Regions from separate parts of the Homo sapiens genome. Here region 2 is linked to region 1. A link is an interaction called in ENCODE POLR2A ChIA-PET data of the cell type or tissue named here. Cell type or tissue: IMR-90. All regions are shown on one strand. Each heading gives the region's core, and the rest is flanking DNA. Links, peaks and the distances in the headings are about the cores only.

Region 1 (8,338 bases), core at 1-8,000:
GACATTCAATACTAATCTTGCTGGAAGAAGCCTTAACCAAGCAAACTTCTCATTTCTCTGGTGAAAACTGCTGCCAAAACCACTTGTTAAAAATTGTACAGAGCCTGTAGAAAATATAGAAGATTCATTGGATGTTGGCCTAGTTCTGTGTGGAAGACTAGTGATTTTGTTGTTTTTAGATAACTAAATCGACAACAAATCACAGTCTGCCATATGGCACAGGCCATGCCTCTACAGGACAAATGATTGGTGCTGTAAAATGCAGCATTTCACACCTTACTAGCATTCTTTGTCTTTTCTACCAAATATTAACAACTTTCAATTCCGTTTTCTTAATTCTGTTCTACTAATGTCCGATTTACTACTCATCATTTTTCTTGACACTTAACATTGCTTTAATTTGTAATTGCTAATGGTTTTTGAACTCTTCTAATTGTAATGGACGTGTTTATCATTTTAATTTAGCATTGAAATTGTCTTGATGTTGATTAAGATGTTACGAGCAAAAATTCTAATTCGCACTTTTTTTTCTTTTCTTTTATAGTGTGAAGCAGTATGCAGATGTTGAAGGATTCTAATGCAAGATATTTTTTCTTTTTTATAGTGTGAAGCAGTATTCTGGAAAGTTTTTCTAAGACTAGTGAAGAACTGAAGGAGTCCTGCATCTTTTTTTTTTTATCTGCTTCTGTTTAAAAAGCCAACATTCCTCTGCTTCATAGGTGTTCTGCATTTGAGGTGTAGTGAAATCTTTGCTGTTCACCAGATGTAATGTTTTAGTTCCTTACAAACAGGGTTGGGGGGGGGAAGGGCGTGCAAAAACTAACATTGAAATTTTGAAACAGCAGCAGAGTGAGTGGATTTTATTTTTCGTTATTGTTGGTGGTTTAAAAAATTCCCCCCATGTAATTATTGTGAACACCTTGCTTTGTGGTCACTGTAACATTTGGGGGGTGGGACAGGGAGGAAAAGTAACAATAGTCCACATGTCCCTGGCATCTGTTCAGAGCAGTGTGCAGAATGTAATGCTCTTTTGTAAGAAACGTTTTATGATTTTTAAAATAAATTTAGTGAACCTATTTTTGGTGGTCATTTTTTTTTTAAGACAGTCATTTTAAAATGGTGGCTGAATTTCCCAACCCACCCCCAAACTAAACACTAAGTTTAATTTTCAGCTCCTCTGTTGGACATATAAGTGCATCTCTTGTTGGACATAGGCAAAATAACTTGGCAAACTTAGTTCTGGTGATTTCTTGATGGTTTGGAAGTCTATTGCTGGGAAGAAATTCCATCATACATATTCATGCTTATAATAAGCTGGGGATTTTTTGTTTGTTTTTGCAAATGCTTGCCCCTACTTTTCAACAATTTTCTATGTTAGTTGTGAAGAACTAAGGTGGGGAGCAGTACTACAAGTTGAGTAATGGTATGAGTATATACCAGAATTCTGATTGGCAGCAAGTTTTATTAATCAGAATAACACTTGGTTATGGAAGTGACTAATGCTGAAAAAATTGATTATTTTTATTAGATAATTTCTCACCTATAGACTTAAACTGTCAATTTGCTCTAGTGTCTTATTAGTTAAACTTTGTAAAATATATATATACTTGTTTTTCCATTGTATGCAAATTGAAAGAAAAAGATGTACCATTTCTCTGTTGTATGTTGGATTATGTAGGAAATGTTTGTGTACAATTCAAAAAAAAAAAAGATGAAAAAAGTTCCTGTGGATGTTTTGTGTAGTATCTTGGCATTTGTATTGATAGTTAAAATTCACTTCCAAATAAATAAAACACCCATGATGCTAGATTTGATGTGTGCCCGATTTGAACAAGGGTTGATTGACACCTGTAAAATTTGTTGAAACGTTCCTCTTAAAAGGAAATATAGTAATCTTATGTATTTTTTTGTGTGAAGTGTTTTTCTAGCATTTATAAGTGAAAGCTGGCAGGGGTGGTAGTTGGGCTCATAATTAACGTGGTAATTTAGCAAAATGAGAGCCTAGTCATCCAATTTTTTTTTTCTTATAGTCAGCCAGAGCTTTCCTCATTACCTATGAGAAATTTTGAGTGAGTTACTTGGTTCCTTTCTCTAAAATAGCTTTAGTTTGATGTTTGAGAATATCGGAGATAATGTAAAATAACTGCAGAGTATGGTTCCCGGCTCATATTTCTGAAGTACTACTTATTAACCTCCAGCTGTCCAGAAAGCTTGAAAACTGTTTTTGTTTTGTTTTGTTTTGTTTTTTGAGACAGTGTCTTGCTGTTTTTCCCAGGCTGGAGTGCAGTGGCATAATCTTGGCTCACTGCAACCTCCATCTTCTGGGCACAAGCAATCTTCCTGCCTCAAAACAGATGAACAACTATATAGGAAAGGAGTCATGAATGTAATTATTGAATTTAGGTCAGAGGCTTGTGTATAATAAAAGTAACAGTTGGGCAGTTCTAGAATTCATGTAAGTATTAATAGTATGAACAGAATAATGTCTTTTAAGGGAAGTAGAGTTGAGTGACATTTAGTTTGGGGAGGGACGTAGAGTGATCTTTTGATTAATGAAGAACATGAAGTAAATGTCAAAATATTACTTAAAACTAGTGAATGCTACCTGTGGTATGGTTTCCCCAGTGTGGTTGAGTTGGGGTTGCTCAGGGTGAAATGAGCCCTTACCCCTAAAGAAAAATGACAAGGACACTTTAGTCAAATTGTTAATCCTACTGAAGGAAAGCATCCCTGGAGAGAACACTGGCTTCCAAAGCTTTTATCTGTTACCTGTAAATGAGTTATGTAACACATGGACCATTAGCTGCAAATGTTTTCACTTTTGCATTTTACAATAATTTCAGACCTTAAACACATCATTCTACTGAAGACTTAATGGATTGAAGAATATCTGGTATTGATATCTTTGATATACAGCTTTGGGAGGGAGAGGGGCCTTTTGCATTGCCACTGCTATTGATTGGTAAATGGTATTTAAAATTTGGGTGAGAATTGGGACAGGTTGGGAGAATTTTCACAAAGGGTGGGAGAAGTGAACATAAGCTCTTTAATTAAATGGAATATTGAGACAATTTTGTAAGAAGTTACTGGTGTATAATGCTGACTTAGTTTCAAAAATTTAGCCTAACTTTTTGTAAGTTAATTACCAAAATGCCAACAGACAGAAACCAAGTTGTACTAGTTATCTCAAGAATTTAAAACCTTTCCCTACTATTCAAATTTTGTTTGCCTTTGTTTTATTGTACTGAGACATATAATGTAAAATACTAAATCTGATCTAATAGCAAAGAAAATCAAACCAAACAGCAAAATTTCCTTTTAAAAAACCCTTTCATTAGTTTTAAGGTTTTTTAGTACTCAATTACTACCGTTCCACGTGAATTAGGTAATGAATTGCTTCAGATTGCTGTGATTCGAAGTAAATTTAATTAGCCTCGGTGCAGTGGCTCACACGTGTAACCCCAGCATTTTGGGGGCCAAGGTGGACAGATGGCTTGAGCCCAAGAGTTTGAGACAGCCTGGGCAATATGGTGAAACCCCATCTCTACAAAAAATTAGCCAAGCATGGTGGCGCGTACCTGTAGTCCCAGTTAGGAGGCTTGAGGTGGGAGGATCGCCTGAGCCCGGGAAGTGGAGGCTGCAGTGAACCTTGATGGCACTACTGCACTACAGCCTGGGTGACAGACCCTGTCTCAATCCAGTAAGTTTTTATGTTAAAGAGAACCAAAAAAAGGAGAAGAATTTTTGTTTTTAAAAAGATGGTCTGGCTGTGTCGCCCAGGCTGGAGTGCAGTGGTGCTATCTCGGCTCCTGGCTCAGGCCATCCCCAGAGACCTTCCTATATTTCAGACCGGGGCAAGAGCAGTGGGAGATGATTAATGAGAGAGCAGAAACTCCAGATGGGTTGAAAAGGACGCCAAAAGCACAAAAACAAGGCACTAGCCTCACTTCTAATTTGAAACCCTGCAAAGTGTTCCTATGACCACATGGGATAGAAAGCACAGAAGACCGAGAGATACACAATGTTTGGCACAGAGATGATCTGAGATTACAGACACAAACACCCCACAGAATTTTCCTTTGATTCCCAGATGTCGTAAGAGGGACATCACTTGAGAACCAATGGGACTTGTGATGGGGTCATTATGGTGAAAGATAGGGTTACTGCATAGTAGCAGCTGTAAGATAAAGAGCCCAGCTAGTGGCTGGATACAGATGGCAGAATAGCAAAAGATTTGCAGTACCAGTGAAAGCCAAGGCGAGATAGTCAAGGAGAGACCACTGAATTGAGTGCCAGTTATATTAGCTTTGGCGCACACCTATAATCCCAGCTGCTCAGGAGGCTGAGGCAGGAGAATTGCTTGAATCTGGGAGGCGGAGGTTGCAGTGAGCCGAGATCGTGCCACTGCACTCTAGCCTGGGCAACAAGAGAAAAACTCCGTCTCAAATAAAAAAAGGAAGACCAGTTTTTTCTGCTATCAGTGGGAATGGGAATTTATGAGAAAACTCACAAGGCATATCTAGGAATTTACCCTGGAATTACCAAGAAACAGGAGAGTTAAGACTAATGCAATCAAACCATAAATTCTAGGTGGAGGTGATCTCACTTGGAATGGGCCTTCAGATCATTTATTCATACTTTGTGTCTCAAATTGGTACCAATTCTGTGTATAGTTCAGACTCTGGAACTCGGGATCAGGCTGACACTGCTGAGACTGCATCATGGTTTGACCAATTTTCCCTGCCCTGTGCTCCTTTCCTCATTCTGCTTCAACTGAGAGCACTCTCGAAGTGAATCAATTGCACAAAAATCCCTGGCTTAGGCTCTGCTTCTAGGACTTGATCTAACACAGTTAAGCTGAAGCTAAAGCAGAAATGTACATCACCCACATATCCTGGACTTGATTGTGATGCAGCAAATAATGAGACTGGGTTGTCTCCCTCAGAAGAGGGGGTGAGAAACTTATGAAGAATAACTGCATTATACTAGTATTTCTGAAAGTACATGAGAAAAAAATTCTTGAATGCTGAACAGCTAAAGGGTGAATTATAATGGACATCTTATTAATACCACATCAGTTTCCCCTTTCTAATTGCACACAGTTTTCCTTGAGTTTTTCTCTCTCCATTGTACATAGGCTTGAGGAGAAAGAAATCCTGGTCCTTAACGGGTTATTTTGTCACCCCAGAGGGTGGACATTTGATTTAGGCTTGGCCAACCAGACTCTTTCTCCTGAGATTTTCAATCTTGAGGAGAATGATGCAAGCAAGCTGTAATGCTTATAGGTTTTTTTGGGTTTTTTGTTTGTTTTTTGAGATAGTCTCCCTCTGTCACCCAGGCTGCAGTACAGTGGCATCTCGGCTCACTGCAACCTCCGCCTGCCAGGTTCAAGTGATTTGCCTGCCTCAGCCTCCGGAGTAGCTGGGACTACAGAACTACAGCCACCACACCGAGCTAATTTTTTTTTTTTTTTTTTTTTTTTTTTTGAGACAGAGTCTTGCTCTGTCACCCAGGCTGGAGTGCAGTGCTGTGATCTCTGCTCACTGCAAGCTCCGCCTCCCGGGTTCTCGCCATTCTCCTGCCTCAGCCTCCTGAGTAGCTGGGACTACAGGTGTCCGCCACCACGCCCGGCTAATTTTTTTGTATTTTTAGTAGAGACAGGGTTTCACCATGTAAGCCAGGATGGTCTCCATCTCCTGACCTCGTGATCTGCCCGCTTCGGCTTCCCAAAGTGCTAGGGATTACAGGCGTGAGCCACCGCGCCCCGCCTTTTTTTTTTTTTTTTTTTTTTTTTTTTTTTCAGTAGAGACACGGTTTCACCATGTTGGCCAGGCTGGTCTTTTTTTTTTTTTTTTTTTTTTTTCCTGAGATGGAGTTTCGCTCTTGTTGCCAGGCTGGAGTGCAATGGCGCAATCTTGGTTCACTGCAACCTCTGCCTCTGGGATTCAAGCAATTCTCCTACCTCAGCCTCCCATGTAGCTGGGATTACAGGCAGGCGCCACCACACCCGGCTAATTTTTGTATTTTTAGTACAGACGGGGTTTCACCATGTTGGCCAGGCTGGTCTCAAACTCCTGCCCACCTCGGCCTCCCAAAGTGCTGGGATTACAGGCGTGAGCCACCACACCCAGCACAGACTGGTCTTGAACTCCTAAACTCAGTTAATCTGCCTGCCTTGGCCTCCCAAAGTGCTAGGATTCAGGCATGAGCCACCATGCCCAGCCTATAGTTCATTTTTTAAATAGCACTAATTAGAAGACAACTTTGGGCAGTTTCTGCTCTCAAAACTCTAAAGCTGCCGGTTTTCTGTTTATGAGTCTGGTTACCCAGCCTTCTCTTCCATCGTGTGAGCTTTCTCATAACCTTTCAAAACATTCCTCTCACCGCAAAAATAATAACTGTGAGGTAATGCATTTACTAATTAGCTAGATTTAAACATTCCACAATGCAAGTATACTTCAAAACATCATGTTGTACGTAAGTACATATAATTTTATTTGCCAATTAAATTTTTTTTTTTTTTTTTTGGAGACAGTCTTGCTCTGTCGTCCAGGCTGGAGTGCAGTGGCGCGATACTAGCTCACTGCAACCTCCGTCTCCCAGGTTCAAGTGATTCTCCTGCCTCCGCCTCCTGAGTAGCTGGGACTACAGGCTCGTGCCACCACGCCTGGCTAATTTTTTGTATTTTTAGTAGAGACAGGTTTTCACTGTGTTAGCCAGGATGGTCTCACATCTCCTGACCTCGTGATCCGCCCACCTCGGACTCCCAAAGTGCTGAGATTACAGGCATGAGCTACCGCACCCGGCCTTAAAATTTTTTTTTTTTTAATTTTGCTTAGCCATTCAGTGGCTATTACATGCAGCCCTTCAATTAAAGAGGTTTATCTTATACAGGCAGCATTGCTAATTTAAGGGAGGACAGCAACAAAATAATGGATGACAGCTCTTGCTCCACCTCAGCTGCCACTGCTGCCAACCAGTTTCACTAGACCATAGTTACGCCATGTCTGGGGCTGATCAGTCATTTCCTAGAAAGTGCCAGGCTCTACCTCAAGGTTGAACAGGCAGGACAATGAGTAACATACCTGGGCTCTTTTTTTTTTTTTTTTTTTTTTTTTTTTTGAGATAGGATCTCACTTTGTTGCCCAGGCTGGAGTACAGTGGCAGGATCTCTCCTCACTGCAACCTTTGCCTCCCAGGTTCAAGCCATCCTCCTGCCTCAGCCTCCTGAGTAGCAGGAACTAGAGGCGCGTGCCACCATGCCCAGCTAACTTTTTTAAATTTTTTGTAGAGATGGGGTTTCACCATGTTGCCCAGGCTGGTGTTGAACTGATGGACTCAAGACAATTTGCCAGCCTCGGCCTCCCATAGTGCTGGGATTACAGGTGTTAGCCACCATGCCCAGCCCATACCTAGGGTTTCTGGCTTTTCCTTCACTTTCAGACTTGGATAAAATGCCACACCTCACAGGGATACGACTTCCTGAGTAACCACCAAAGGAGCTGGATGATGCAACCTGGAATTATGGAGGAGTTAACTCCCTGTGGGGCAAACTGTAACCAATGGGAATTTGTTTTCCTTCCTCCCAAAAACTGCCCTGAGGCAGTTTGTCCAGAAAGTTTGTCGAGAGACTTCCCCAAAGACTGTGCCAGCACTCCTACTGAGTGACTAGCTGTGTCTCTCTGAGCTCACCATGAAGCAGTGGCAGGACAATACAGTGTCCCCGTCAATGTCCACACCCAAAGATTGCACCTCATAGATTAAATATCAGCACTTAACCCCTGCCCCAGATTCTGTTTTCAAGGGAATCCAAGTTAAATAATCCTTTGTACCTGTTTATTTTTGTACTGTTTTAAAATAATACTTAGCTCTTCCTCCTAAGTAGGAAATATTAACTTCACTAATTAAAAGCAAAATATGGGCTGGGCACAATGGCTCACGCCTGTAATACCAGCACTTTGGGAGGCCAAGGCGGGCAGATCACGAGTTCAGGAGTTCAAGACCAGTCTGGCCAACATGGTGAAACCCCATCTCTACTAAAAATACAAAAATTAGCTAGGCATGGTGGCACACGTGTGTAATCCCAAGCTACTCAGGAGGCTGAGGCAGGAGAATTGCTTGAACCCAGGAGGTGGAGGTTGCAGTGAGCTGAGATCACGCCACTGCACTGCACTCCAGCCTAGGCGACAGAGTGAGACTCTTTCTCAAAAAAAAAAAAAAAAAAAAGCAAAATATGGTTCAAAAAACTCTAACTGGCTTTGAACTGTAGTAATAATGTTAATGATATATAATGGGAAACAATAGATTTATTCCATTATAATTTAATATTTTAAATCAG
Region 2 (8,338 bases), core at 259-8,258, 290 kb before region 1:
CAGAACTGAGACCCAAACTTTGGTCATCTCTCAAGATAGTTTGGACTAACTATGACCATTTATTTAACTGTGCCTGGAAAGTCATGACTTTCCTTTAGCCTGTAGAACAGCAAGCCAATAACAAGGAAGAAAATATCAGTTCAGTATTTTGCTCCATAATTCCAGCAGTTCAACTTGGCTTTGTACTAGAAACAATGATTAGGACAAACACTATCTGAGGAGCATCAAGATGAATACAATAGTAAAGCCCTAAAAATCAAATAAAATCCCTAACAGGTCACAGCCATTCAAACGGGATAGAAGATTGAGGAAAATTCAAGCAGAAGGAAGAAGATGCCTCTCCAGGGATGCTGGAGACCCTGAGCCCTCTCTCACAAGATGTGACTATAAAGTAATGCGACTGATTTTAAAAGAAACACAACCAGAGCTTACACATCTAAGTGAGCCCTGTGTTGCTTGGGGAGCTGCGTTTTTGTGGCAAGGATGCTGCCGCAGCTCAGATATTAACTCTTGTTTGGGAATTGTCTTCAGTGTCTTCTTTAGCACGTTCTTCTAAATGTTGATCACACACACAAATCTTGGTCATGCGAGAGTGGAGTTTTTTCTAGAAAACTTACAGTGTCAACTCTTGGAAAAAGGTGGCGGGTCAAGGTAGATCATCATATTTTGGGATAAATCTGAGTTGCATGTATTAAATAGTAACTGGGTTCATTTTCCCTTGTGGCTTAAACATTGGACGGTGTGCTTCATCTAGAGAAAAAGATTCACCCACATGGAGTCAGTCAAGGAAAAACCTTAAGGAGCATGAACAAATCTTTGTGTTACTGACTTCAAAGAAAGGCCTCTTAATTCTAGTTCTTAATAATTTTATGTCTGTTGATAAGCTACTCTTCTGTCTCTCAACCCACATCTAAGCTCTTCTAAAGGAAAGGTCAATTATTAGATCAAATCATATGAAATTACTGCTATTTGACCATATTTAATGTACAAAAATCATGTCTTTCAAGGTAATCCATTTAACAGCTTTATATCTTAATAGAGGCCAGGTGCGGTGGCTCATGCCTGTAATCCCAGCACTTTGGGAGGCCAAGGCAAGTGGATCACAAGGTCAGGAGTTCGAGACCAGCCTGGCCACCATGGTGAAACCCCATCTCTACTAACAATACAAAAAATTAGCCAGGCATGGTGGCAGGCGCCTGTAATCCCAGCTACTCGGGAGGCTGAGGCAGGAGAATCGCTTGAATCTGGGAGGCGGAGGTTGCAGTGAGCCAAGATCACCCCACTGCACTCCAACCTGGGCAACAAGAGTGAAACTGTCTCAAAAAAAAAAAAAAAAAAAAAAAAAACTTAGTAGAGTGGTAAAAAGCAGTTCAAACGTGTTATCTAACATCACCCTGCTGCTGAGATGGACAATACTGAACATCGATATTGAGATCCTAGAGCATGTGATGTTAAACAGCCTCACAAGAGCCAAACGTCAGTTTTCTCTCTTAATAGTCCTATTTTTTATGCATTTAGGTTTTTCTCACCATCTAATTTAAACTGCACATCTTGAGGGTATAAAATATTCTGCCAAACACACCCACAAACAGCCTTTCACAATCAGGGCTATTCTGTAAAAACCATCCGTCTTACCCCAAGCAATGATGATAATGTGATTACCTACATATTGGAAAGCAGGTCTGCCAATTTGGTCCCTCTAGGTCCTGGGTCTCAGCCAGACAGGCCAGCTGATCTGATTTGTGCCTAAGCGATTTCACTAAGGAACAGAGTGTACCCTCCGCCTTTTCACCTCCCTCCCGCAGGGCAGATGTGACCCGGCCGATCACGGTTGAAGTTACTGTGCAGTGAGCCTTCTTTCCCCCTCTAGTTCTTCTCTTTGCTTTTCATTTCTTCGTTATCCTGCATTTATCATCAAAACGTGATCAGAGAAGCCCCTGGCCAGTTCTGCCCCTTCCCCCCTTGCTACACACCAGGGTGGACATTCATTTGAATATTCAGATTCATCCTCCAGTGTCTCTAATCTGCCTGGGAGAAAGGACTCATTGGTTAGAGCATAGAAATTTCTGGTTATTATTTCAGCATACAAATGTCATTTTATGTTTGGGTGGGTCTGCAAAAACTGTGTGACGTTTATTTGCCTCTTACATGATATTCTTCTCAGTGAAGAAAATACATCACTGATAAAATCTGGCCCCATGGGGTTTACCCGGTCATCAGCAGAGCTATCAAGACCCCGCGTAGAAGAGGCCTGCTCCGTGCTTCCCACCCAGGACTCAGCATCGGCCTGAGCAGAAAACCTGCACCGCCCTCCCAATCCCCTCCCCTACTCTTTTTCAGCAATCACTATCAGTGGGAAGTCACTCTGCACATTCAATTACATTGTGACAAATCTTAAATTGTTCACCTGCGCCTCAAAATGAAAAAAAGTGGGGCTACAACGCTATGGAATTATGGTCTCTGCTGGGGTCTTCCTAGTAAGTCCTAGGCCTGGCAGGAGGTGTTCACACGTCTTTTGTTAGCAGCTGGGCTGACCTCGCCTCAAGGCTCTTTTTCATTATTGCTGCCTGGAAAGGTATTTCCTGTTTTTTGGGTTTTTTTCTTTTAAAAAATATTTTTTTAATGAATCTTTCGTGATCACGAAAGCAATCTCTTTTCAATATCAGAAAATTAGAAAATGTTAACTGGGCCCAGTGGCTCATGCTTACAATCCCAGCACTTTGGGAGGTGAAGGGGGGAGAATCACTTAAGCCCAGGAGTTTGAGATCAGCCTGGGCAATATAGTGAGATCCCATCTCTACAAAAAATTTAAAAATTAGCCAAACATGGTGGCACACATCTGTAGTCCCAGCTACTCAGGAGGATTGCTTGAGCCCGGGAAGTTGAGGCTACAGTAAGACATGATTGCACCACTGCACTCCAGCCTAGGCGACAGAGCGAGACTCTGTCTCAAAAAACAAAGAAAAAATTAGAAAGTGTTGATGAGAAAAAAAGGAAAATCAAACCATCATATTCTTATTCCCCCAAGATTACCACAGTTAACCCCAATGTGCAAATCCTCCCACACTTTCTCTCTGTACATATATATGTATTTTATATATACATATACAGGTATACTCTTATAAGTATATATATATATACATATATAAAATCAGTCATCTTTCCATGTCAATCAATTTTCTTCTTATTTAATGCCTTTCCAATTTTCTCCATTGTCCCCAAAACATCTGTTATTTTAGGAGTTTAGCTAAACCACATCCAATCCAGGACCACACGCTGTATCTGGTTGTAATGTTTTTAAAATCTCTTTAAATCTAGAACACTCGTCTCTTACTGCTCATCACTGATTGAAGAGTCTAGGCCAGTTGTCTAGTTAAAGACCCAGCCTCTGGAATTATTTGCCTTGTTGCTTCCTTAGATGTTCAGTTTTTTTGGGGGTGGGGGGTGTTGTTTGTTTTGTTTTGTTTTGAGACAAGTTTTCTGTTTGGTTTGTTTTGTTTCTTGCTCTGTCACCCAGGCTGGAGTGCAGTGGTGCAGTCTCGGCTCACTGCAACCTCCACCTCCCAAACTCAAATGATCTTCCCACCCCAGCCTCCTAAGTAGCTGGGACCACAGGCTGGAGCTACCACACCCAGGTCCTCAGTTATTAAGCTTGTTCTTCCATCTCTATATTCCCTGTGAACTGGAAATCAGATCCAAGGGATTAGATTCCAACATTTCTAGGCTAGAATCCATCCGGAAAGCTGTGGAATGCTTTACACTGTCCCACATCAGCAGACACTTCACACTCAGTTGCTCACCATTAGTAACGCTCCCATTGCCCACTGGGTAGGGAGATGATAGTCTAATCTATCTATCCAGGAAGTATCCTTTGGGGTGTTACTTTGGCAAATTATTTTCCAGACTTTAAACCTTTGTAGCCAGTATCCTGATCCAAAAACCATACCATAAGTAACTAGTAAAGAACAGACAGGACCAGTTTGAGATCAAAGCCAGGGAGGAGTAAGTGGGGAAGAGTGAAGGTACGAATTTGCTTAGTGTTCACAGCTGGAAGGAAGACTCACTGTTACAGTTTTCACGGTGCCCTCTACCTTCCAAAGTAATTGATAGACATTACGGAAGCTTGGTGTACATCACAAGCCCCGAGGACTCGAGGGAGACTGAGCAACTGGGAAAGTCAGCACCGGGTGTTGTGTCATTTTTTTTTTCCTGAAAAGCTCTTCTCGGGAGGTCCTCAGGGATTCTGATTTCTCTTTTAACACTCATTAGTCAAGGTGATAATGCCAGGCTCACACATATAAGTTCTCCAGAAATAAGAACTGCCTGTAATCTTCCTCAGAGGAGCCTGATCTAAGTATCTACTTGAGCTACAATCCCATAGGGTTGGATATTGTCACAGCAACGAAACACCAGCAGGGACCTTGATCCCATCTCCCCACCTACCTACTTTAATCTCTGTCTCGGTCCTGGGGAACAACAATTCTGTGATAAGGACGTCATGCAGGTGAAGTTGTTTAATAGAGCTATGGTTGCTGAGTTCAGTGCTAGATAGGGGACCCCAGATGGGGCTCTCTCAGGTACACATCCCATCAGGCACCCACTGTCACTGTGATTTGGTGGTCTTGTTAGCCATGCACAGTATAGGTTGTGCTGTTTGCTTTTTTGAGGTAAGAGGGGCACCGTATTTCAGACAGCAGGAAAAAACCTGAATTTGTCAATCCTATACATACAACTGCATTTATACTCAGGAGAAATATACCTCTGAAGAGGTTTGCCTCTGTGCCTTTAAGCAAGACATTCGCAGAATAAATCAGAGCTGAGGTGGCTCTGTCTGAGACTGTCAGGATGGCCCAATTTCCAGAATAATAACAGAGATGTGCTTGGATAAGGCAAATTGGCTCAGGACATGAGAGGCAGAGAAAATACATAACACAGCCCTTGGCTAAGCGGAAACTCAATAACTACCGTCTGAATGATGCAGCCAGGTAAATCTCCTAATGGACACCAAGTTGAAAATTAAAAGGAAAAAGAAGAGCACAGTGTTTAGAAAAATGGGTCCTACAGGCTCTTCTCCCTGCTGCTTCGATGCTAGGAAGGTTCTTCTAGACTGCTTTTAGTACAAGAAGCTTGTACAACCAGTTCGGCTGGAAGTGTGCCTGCCACCCTGCCACGGCCCTCATTAGATGACTCTGACCTGTTGAAAAGCTGAAAATAGAACATTGAGCCATTTTCTCTGCAGCTCAACTGTTATAATTGTCTGTCTTTCTAAATATTAGCAGTACCCTAGTTATACCGTCATTTTAAAAATACTTGTCCATTTTTACCTTTTCTTAACACCACTGACCACCACACTACTTTTCTTCAGGGAAAGGTTTTTTATGTAAAGAGAGGAGTGACTTTCATTTTATTTCCTTTCTCCCTAGACAGCTAGAGATATTACTTTAAAAACAAATTCTTGAGGGCTTTTATCCTTGGTTTAAATCACCTGGAAAAATCAGTAGGGAAGAATAGAGTATTTCCTTAGTTACCAATTGGCTGTAGTAACTAAAGCCTGCAAAAATCCATCTCACACTTCCTATTAAAATTTTATAAGCATTAAAAATATTCACTTGGATGCTGTATGGTGTTTTTTCTTTTGCGACCAAGCTGAATTTTTTTCACTCTGACTTCTATAGCCTGGCTGATTTTTCTTATTTACTTACTTAAAATTTTTTTAAATTAATAAGTGAACTCCTGGCAGGGAACAGGGCTCACAACTGTAATCCCAGGGCTTTGAGAGGCTGTGGCAGGAAGATAGCTTGACACCAGGAATTTGAGACCAGCTTGGGCAACATAGTGAGATCCCATCACTAAAAAAAAAACTTTTTTTAATTAGCCAGGTGTGGTAGTATGTGCCTGTAGTCCTAATTACTCAGGAGGCTAAGGCAGGAGAATCGCTTGAGACCAGAAATTCAAGGCTGCAGTAAGCTACGATCACACCACTGCACTCCAGCCTGGGTGACAGAGAGAGACCCTGTCTCCAAAAAAAAAAAATAATAATAAATAAATAAATAAATAAATAAGCGAGCTCCCAGTTCTGTTCAATAAACCAATGGCCTTTGAATTTTCCAATAGGAGTCTCTTCCGAATCTGGAACCAAGCCTTGGCAACACAGAGTGTTGGATGGACAACACACATAATAAACTGTTTACCCTGAAATGCATGTTTCAAAGGCTTCTCTGCATTAGATGACAGACTTCCTACAAATCATAACTAATATTCATGTCAACTTCCCTTTTCCAGCTTTAAAGCTGATACAAATGCCCTCTCTGGTATCTGTGGACTAACATTTCCCTAGCCCCTAGTTCTCACTTTCTATGTGCTTAGCTTAAAGGGCCTGACTCCAACTGGACTGAATATTTTTTTGCAAATCTATGGGCTTTTGAACATCGGACTTTTCAGGAATCTTATTTAAAGCACAAATTTCCAGGCCTCACCTTCCACAGACTCTGATCTGGTAAATCTTAGTAGGATCCATGAGTCTGCATTTTCAACAAGCTTCTGTCCCCACCCCAAGTAAATGGTCCTTGGAATGCACTTTGACCAACATTTCTCCAAGAATGTCAATCTCCAAAGCTTTTGATTAATGCTGTTTTCATTCATTTAGTCAACAAATGGTGGCTAGGTACCCACTATGTGCAGGATGCCACTTGAGGGACAGATAAATTTCATATGGGCCCTGCCCTCAAGAAACTTACAATCTAATGGGAGAAATGAGACGTGAACATCAATAACTAACCAAAGGAGTAAGAGGTGGTCCTGAGAGAGACAGATAAAATATTATAAGAGTTCAGAGGAGAAAGAGGTAACATTGAGATAGAAGGGATAAGGCATGGTTTTATGGAGAGATGAGGTATGCATTAAACCTGAAAGTACAAAGTATTTGGGCACATGGAGGTAGAAAAGCAGAGTCACTGTCAAACATAGCAGGCGCGAGCAAAGCCACAACGTGGGGGAGGATGAGGCTGTGTAGGGAAGAGGGAGGCATTTAACTTGCTTGGAGCACAGGGTGCAGGCAGGGGCAGAGAAGCAAAGGAGCTTATAAAAGAGAGTTGTAGCCAAATCCTGGAGGGCTTTGAATGCCAAGTCACAGAGTAGGGTCACGAGTAAGAGCTTTAGGTATACCCGGAAAACGGGTGACTGTGAGCCGAGTTGCAAGTAGCCACAAGCTGCACTAAGCAGGTAGCAATGTGGCAGCTGTGGGCATTCTTCCTAGACGGAGGGAAAAAAATCTACTGAGCTCTTCTCTGTAAGAATCCCTCAACCCTACAGTCCAGCCAGAGCATCATTCATTATTTCTCAAAATATGATGTCCAATGTAAGCTCACACCTTGCCTTGTAGTAACCCATTAATGTTAGAAAAGGGCTAGCGCTTTTACCTGTGGGTTTAACCATCACAAAGCCTATAAGTGCTCCTTGAGAAGAAAGGATGAGAACAAAATGCAAGGTGAGAGTGCTCCATGCTCTCACACTTTTCTCCTCTCGAGAACACTACTACTTCTCCACACATGCTCCAACACACACATACACACACACAGCCAAAACTTAGGGGAGATGGCTGGCTGAAAATAAGGGCACAGTGGTATTAAGACTAGACCTTCCCTGGTCAAATTTTCCATACCCTGTTTAATGAGTAAGTTTTATTTACAGTTGGCCCAACGTAGCCCAGGTTCTTTATTTGTAGATTCAGCCAGCCTTGGATCAAAAATATCCAAGAAAAATAAAAATAAAAACAGCAATACAACAACAAAAATTATTACAAATAATAAACAATACAGTCTAACAACTATTTATATAGGATTTACATCGTATTAGGTATTATAAGTAATCTAGAGATGATCTGAAGCTTATGAAAATATGTGCATAGATTATATGCAAATACTATGCCATTTTATATCAGAGACTTGAACTTCTAAGGATTTTTGTATCCTCAGAGGTCCTGGAACTAATACCCCATGGATACAGAGTGTATTACAGCACTATGTATGACTCTTTGTAGACTTTAAGGGTTTTACAACTTCCCCGATATCTACCCAGGAAAAAAACAGACCATAAATACTAAACATCTCATTCTTTCTGCAGTCGTAATAGTTCTATCGCCAGCACTTCGCCACCACCACCCCTAGATCGAGGTCCCCAGCTCAGGAGCTGACTGACCATCTGCATTTCAAACAATCACATGAAAATCCATAATTAGGAGGCTAATGCCTTTGCATGCATTTCAGAATCACCAACAGCATAGATTACATGAGCAAATTGCGTCAATAAATTCAGCTGCCACCCTATTTTTCACCCGAGT

What was found. Peaks named below come from ENCODE experiments on the same cell type or tissue, not always from the same donor. Only the 100,000 strongest peaks of a DNase experiment are listed, where the experiment ranks them.
Region 2: POLR2A ChIA-PET joins it to region 1 with 22 read pairs; 11 of 35 experiments call an interaction of 5 or more read pairs at or near these places.

The regions. Positions count from the first base shown.
Region 1 is chr9:83,961,647-83,969,984 of GRCh38, reverse strand. It overlaps HNRNPK (heterogeneous nuclear ribonucleoprotein K), which reads left to right. Exons shown (of 17, transcript NM_031263.4): 17 at 545-1,902. The coding sequence ends at 578. It overlaps MIR7-1 (microRNA 7-1), which reads left to right and starts at 128; the gene lies at 128-237. RefSeq lists an enhancer at 6,667-7,297. In IMR-90, for the core only: no CTCF peak of the experiment used is centred there; no DNase peak of the experiment used is centred there; H3K27ac peaks cover 204 bases.
Region 2 is chr9:84,251,962-84,260,299 of GRCh38, reverse strand. No RefSeq gene overlaps it. Among named protein-coding and RNA genes, the nearest start is that of SLC28A3-AS1, 22 kb to the left of the region's middle. In IMR-90, for the core only: no CTCF peak of the experiment used is centred there; no DNase peak of the experiment used is centred there; H3K27me3 peaks cover 1,590 bases.